2 separate regions of the Homo sapiens genome follow, and region 1 is linked to region 2. The links are chromatin contacts, found by Hi-C or POLR2A ChIA-PET in ENCODE. All regions are on one chromosome and are shown on one strand. Each heading gives the region's core, a stretch centred on a gene start or an enhancer-like site at or near the end of the contact. The rest is flanking DNA. Distances are from core to core; before and after follow the strand shown.

Region 1 (3,056 bases), core at 318-2,817, 370 kb before region 2:
CTTTGTTTTTAAAGTTTGTTTGCATTCATACTGTTGAGTCATGTAAGCTTATTGTGCCAGAAAAAAGCATTCATGCTCTGAGGTGCCCTGCACCCGCACATGTGTTTGAGAGCGCACAGAAAGTAGTTTAGAAACAGGCGTTAGTGGGACAGACCTGTGTTTATGTTCCTGCTCCAGCACGTGCTGCTCTGTAACTGTGGGCAGTTGGCTCAGCTTCCATGTCTTCATCTATAAAGTGCAGTTTTGGGGGTATGGGGCGGTTTGCAGCAGTCTTCCCCCAGATCGCCACCTGCCTCCTGGACCTCGTCTGGCCACTGCCGTCTCTTTGTGTGGCAGCCCCCAGCCAGCTTCCTCCACACGTGTCCCTCTGTCCCTTTGTCCCATTCCTGTTTTCCGTGGTACTCAGCACAGAGCTTGCACCGTGTGAGCCTGCCTGAGACAGCAGTGCCTATTTGTGTTTGCAAGACCTCAGCTCGTGTGCAGGCTTCATGAAGGCAGGGGCAGCGTTGTCACGTGCATAGGTGGGTGGGCTGGAGAGCAGTGCCTGGCACCAAGGAGATGCTCAGGAGGGGCTCGTTAGCTGGGTGGGCAGACGAGTAGGAATCGTCACAGGGCCTCGCCAGGGTAACTGGGGACTAAACGAGGGGCAGTGATACGACTTCGGCTGCCACCATGCCAGCTGAATGTCACACAGAGGCATTTGTACTGGATGGTGACAGCTGTTCACAAGAGGATATTAGCATTTATTCATCTGATCACCACTAGTTAAGGGCTTTGATCTACCTAATGTGTTGCATGGAGATGGTTAATTTGTGTGTTTATTTTACAAACAGAGACATTAAACCTGACAATGTCCTTTTGGACGTGAATGGTCATATCCGCCTGGCTGACTTTGGATCATGTTTGAAGATGAATGATGATGGCACTGTAGGTATTTTTGTTGGAGATTTTCCATTTGGTTTTGGGTTTGGCATATAGTCAGAAGGGAAGTTTTCAATTTGAGGTACAATTAAGAAACCAAGTATATTAATTCAGAAAATGAATCCATTTTGGAGATAGTTGAAATTTTCTGTTTGGGGAGTTTTGTTTCCCAAATAAAAATTAAGTTGGAAAGCATCTTTATTGCTTTTTATGTTTACAAAAGTAATATGTGTGCCTTCCAGAATGGGAGTTGTCAGGTTTCCTCAATCCCAAGGTGGCTAAAAGCATGCCAGCCCTGTAGCAGATCGAGGGCGCTCCCTGCTTCTTCCTTAAAGGGCCCTGTCCAGGCTGGTCGGGTGGGCAGGCATTAACCATGTAACTGTACTTTCTCACTTGTGTTGGGGCAGGTAACTTCCTGCTAGGGGTTTCCTCTCTATGGGTGTTGTAGACCTAGAAATAGAGTCCTAGGTGCTCAGTGTTACGGGGCCAGCTGACACTCCCGCCAGCAGGGAAAGAACAGGAGGTTGCCCCCGGATCGGCTATCACCAGGAGACCCAGGCTCAGGCCACAGGCCCTGTGGTCTCCACCCCGCAGTCAGACCAGCGTCATGGCCGAGTAGCCTGATGGGGGCAGTCCCAGCTCTGCTCACACCCTGTTGGCAGCTGCTTGCAGCAAACTGCTTTCACTGCGTCTGTGGCCACTGTTGCAGTTTTGTTCTTACATGTTTGGAGTCTTTTCTTTTTTGAAACCTACACTTATCATAAGGTCTAACATCAAATAGTTTTCCGAGAGAGCAATCCCTTTCTTGCCTACTGGCGGATTTTCAAGCAGTAGTGGAAGCACCCATGTGACTGGCTTCAGTTGACAGCGTTTTATAAGAAATAAAGCAGTTTGCTCATTTTCATTCCACAAAGCCAGTCTCTTGTTTTTAATAGTCTTGACCACATATTGATTAATTGGTAGGCGGGTGCTGTCCTCCACTCCAGTCTTCCAGTGACTAGAACAGGTCTGAACCAGAACATGGGTTACCCTCCACACCTCCACACCACCCTGTCACAGTATAACCAGAGCATGGGTTACCCTCCTGACCTCCACACCACCCTGTCACGGTATAACAAGAGCATGGGTTACCCTCCTCACCTCCACACCACCCTGTCACGGTATAACCAGAACATGGGTTACCCTCCTCACCTCCATACCACCCCGTCATGGTATAACCAGAACATGGGTTACCCTCCTCACCTCCACACCACCCCGTCATGGTTTAACCAGAGCATGGGTTACCCTCCACACCTCCACACCACCCTGTCACAGTATAACCAGAGCATGGGTTACCCTCCTGACCTCCACACCACCCTGTCACGGTATAACCAGAACATGGGTTACCCTCCTCACCTCCACACCACCCCGTCATGGTATAACCAGAGCATGGGTTACCCTCCTCACCTCCACACCACCCCGTCATGGTTTAACCAGAGCATGGGTTACCCTCCTCACCTCCACTCCACCCCGTCACAGTAGTTGTTCATCGTGGAGTCACCGCCCAACACCCCAGTGGTCCCGCTGTCTGTAGGAGCTCCTGTGGGCTGGCCACGCACTCGTGCAGGGAAGTGATAGAGGTGGAGTTCTCTGCTGATCCATTCAGCCTGAGCAGTTCTCACACCACTGGCTCTGGGGTGCTGCTTGGACCCTGTGTCTCTCTTCCCAGAGGGGACCCTCGGGAGAGCCTGGCCTTCCCCAGACAGGCCTGTGGTTGTTGTCTCCAGTTCCTGCCTGAGCCTCAGTCTTAGAGACTCAGCCCGTCAGGATGGCCCTATACTCTCCATCGTTCTCTCTGCTTGGATGATTTCTCAGCTTCACCAGGCTCCTCCCGCTTGCTCTGAGGTGGCCCGTGCCCTCGCAGCTTTCTGCAGAGGTGTCACTGTACTCTGGCACCTGCCTGCTGATGTAGATAGCAGGGGAGCTGTTTTCTCCCTTGCGGGGGTAGGAGCGGTCTTAGCCTCCTGGTGCGCTGTCCAGGGAATGCCTGAGCACCCGGCTAATGCCTGGACCAACTTCTGCATGTTCCCATGAGGAAGACCACAGGGTCGGCTGCAGGTGAGCAGCCTTAGTACCCCCAGAAGCTTATTAGAAAT
Region 2 (2,930 bases), core at 333-2,832:
TTTCTTTTTTTTTTTTTTTGCTAAGAGATACTGTCTCCTGTCTCTCAGGCTAAAATGCAGTGGTGTGATCATACCTCATAGCAGCCTCAAACCCATGGGTTCAAGCAATCCTCCCATCTCAACCTCCCAAGTAGCCAGGACTACAGGTGCACGTAGAGACAAGGTCTTGCTATGTTGCCCAAGCTGATCTCTAGCTCCTGGCATCAAGCAATCCTCCTACCTCAGTCTCCCAAAGTGCTGGGATTACAAGTGTGAGCCACTGCACAGGGTAACCAGCAAGCAGATTTCTAAGAGCAAATGAGATCAGATGGAGTACTTCATCAGGAATATTGAAATGAACAAGGCTGGGTGCAGTGGCTTACTCCTGAAATCCCACCACTTTGGGAGGCCGAAGCAGGTGGATTGCTTGAAGCCAGGAGTTCAAGAGCAGCCTGGGTAACATGGGGAAACCCCCATCCCTACAAAAAATACAAAAATCAGACCGGGCGTGGTGGCTCACACCTGTAATCCCAGCACTTTGGGAGGCTGAGGCGGGCAGATCGCTTAAGAGCAGGAGTTCAAGACCAGCCTGGCCCAAAACCCCGTCTCTACTAAAAATCCAAAACAAATTAGCGGGCGTGGTGGCGCGCACCTGTAATCCCAGCTACTCAGGAAGTGCAGTGGCTCATGCCTGCAATCCTAGCACCTTTGGGAGGCCAAGGTTTGGGAAGAGGGGACCGCTTGAGGCTAGGAGCTCAAGACCAGCCTGGGCAACATGGCAAAATCTATACTTATGCTTCCAGTCAAGGTAGAGTGACATGAACCAGATTTACCTTGTGTAGTATATTATGAAATATGTATTTGGTCTTTGTCCCTGGTTCCACACCCCCTTAGCCAGATGTGATGGCAAAATCCTGTAATCCCAGCTACTGGGGAGGCTGAGGAGGGATGATCGCTTGAACCCTGGAGTCTTCAAGGCCAGCCTGGGCAACACAGTGAGACCCTATCTCTAAAACAATAAAAATAACCAGGCATGGTATAGCCCCAGCTATATGGGGTGCATGGCTTGAGCCCAGGAGTTTGAGGCTGCAAGGAGCTATGATCACAAAACTGCACTCCAGCCTGAGTGACAGAGCAAGACACCTTCTCTAAAAATATAAATAAAATACCCAAAAGAATCAAATGGAACAATCCACAAGGCTCACATGGGAACAGGAAGAGTGCCAGTTCCTCACAGCCAGAGTGGAAAACCACATAGTCCATGGGCTATCACACAGAATCCCCAAAAGGATTTTGACTCAATAGTGGGAAATACTTAGCCCTACACTAAAATGGTTTTGATCTCACCTAACAGAGCTTAAAAGCAAGACTTCATCAAACTATTTTTAAGTATTTTAACCACATCTCAGAACAAAACTCAAGAATATTTATAGAAATACAAAAATATCCAGCCTCCAACAAAGTAAAATTCATGATGTCTGGCATCCAAAAATCAACAGATAAGCAAAGTAGGTGGAAAAGACAACCCAAAAAGAGGAAGAAAAAAAAGAATCAAGCAACTGAAACTGACCCAGAAATGACACAGATGATAGAATTAGTAGACAAGGGCATTAAAAGAACTATAGGCTGAGGCCGGGCATGGTGGCTCATGCCTGTAATCCCTACACTTTGGGAGGCCAAAGTGGGAGGATCACCAGAGGTCAGGAGAGACCAGCCTGGCCAACATGGTGAAACCCTATCTCTACTAACAATACAAAAAATTAGCCAGGCGTGGTGGTGAGCACCTGTAATCACAGCTACTCAGGAGGCTGAGACAGGAGAATCGCCTGAATGGTGTGGGGGCGGAGGCTGCAGTGAGCCAAGATCACACCATTCCACTCCAGTCTGGGCAACAAGAGCGAAACTCCATCTCAAAAAAACAAACAAACAAAAAACTAAGCTCTCCTAAGCTTTCCATTTCAACTTGCTCTTTCAAATAACCTTATTTTGAACACCTTATTGGCAATATTTAAACAAATACACCCCTAGAGGAATTCAGCACACAGCCATCATACATTTCTCAGCTGTACCCATCTCAAATTTCATGCACTTGACAAAAGAGGCAAAACGTCTGAATTATAAAAATTAATAATAACGAAGCTTTTGGGCTGGGCACGGTGGCTCACGCCTGTAATCCCTGCACTTTGGGAGGCTGAGGCGGGTGGATCATGAGGTCAGGAGATTGAGACCATCCTGGCTAATACGGTGAAACCTCGTCTCTACTAAAAAATTAGCCGGGCGTGGTGGTGGGCGCCTACAGTCCCAGCTACTCAGGAGGCTAAGGCAGGAGAATGGTGTGAACGCGGGTGGGCGAGCTTGCAGTAAGCTGAGATGGCGCCACTGCACTCCAGCCTGGGGAACAGAGCGACACTCTGTCACACACACACAAAAATAATAATAATAATAGCAATAATAATGAAGCTTTCATTTCATCAAAATGTCTAGATCATTGCCACCCAACTGAACTTGCTGGGAGGATAAAAATACTCTATTCTGAGCTGTCCAATATGGCACCTACTAGCTATATATGATGGCTGAATATCTAAAATGTGCCTAGTGTAACAGAAGGACTGAATTTTTAATTTTATTTAATTTTAATTAATTTAAATTTCAATAGTTATATGTAGCTAGTGGCTACACTATTGGACAGCACAGCTCTAGATAACTACAAGGAAAATCTAAACTAAAATTTTAAAGATTAAACTTTTCAAAATAATTTTTATAACATGTACAGCTTATATATCATATAATATTAATATTCAAATTAACTAGGTAATTCCTACGTTTTAAGGCTTGACTTAAAGGACGATTTCTCTTTTTTTTTTTTTTGAGATGGAGTTTCGCTCTTGTTGCCCAGGCTGGAGCGCAATGGCGCAATCTCGGCTCACTGCAACCTCCACCTCCAGGGTTCA

Evidence for each region. Hi-C counts contacts between places; a loop is a spot of excess contacts on that map. ChIA-PET counts read pairs that join two places held with the same protein, here RNA polymerase II (POLR2A). Pooled maps may share reads with other maps.
Region 1: a loop to region 2 is called in a pooled map, with 3 times the contacts of the local background. The contact joins two enhancer-like sites. A Hi-C loop is called at or near these places in 2 of 50 pooled maps. POLR2A ChIA-PET finds 5 or more read pairs at or near these places in 2 of 52 experiments (activated T-cell and activated naive CD4-positive, alpha-beta T cell).

Annotation. Positions count from the first base shown.
Region 1 is chr14:102,984,358-102,987,413 of GRCh38, reverse strand. CDC42BPB (CDC42 binding protein kinase beta) reads left to right here. Exons shown (of 37, transcript NM_006035.4): 6 at 834-927. Among named protein-coding and RNA genes, the nearest start is that of AMN, 63 kb to the right of the region's middle. RefSeq lists enhancers at 1-337, 338-972. Within about 2 kb of position 1,567, at least 2 of the 41 ENCODE cell types and tissues checked have a DNase peak (open chromatin) inside an H3K27ac peak, as active enhancers do.
Region 2 is chr14:102,610,048-102,612,977 of GRCh38, reverse strand. The region is part of intron 2 of RCOR1 (REST corepressor 1); the gene reads right to left. Among named protein-coding and RNA genes, the nearest start is that of RCOR1, 19 kb to the right of the region's middle. RefSeq lists an enhancer at 1,450-1,529. Within about 2 kb of position 1,582, at least 3 of the 41 ENCODE cell types and tissues checked have a DNase peak (open chromatin) inside an H3K27ac peak, as active enhancers do.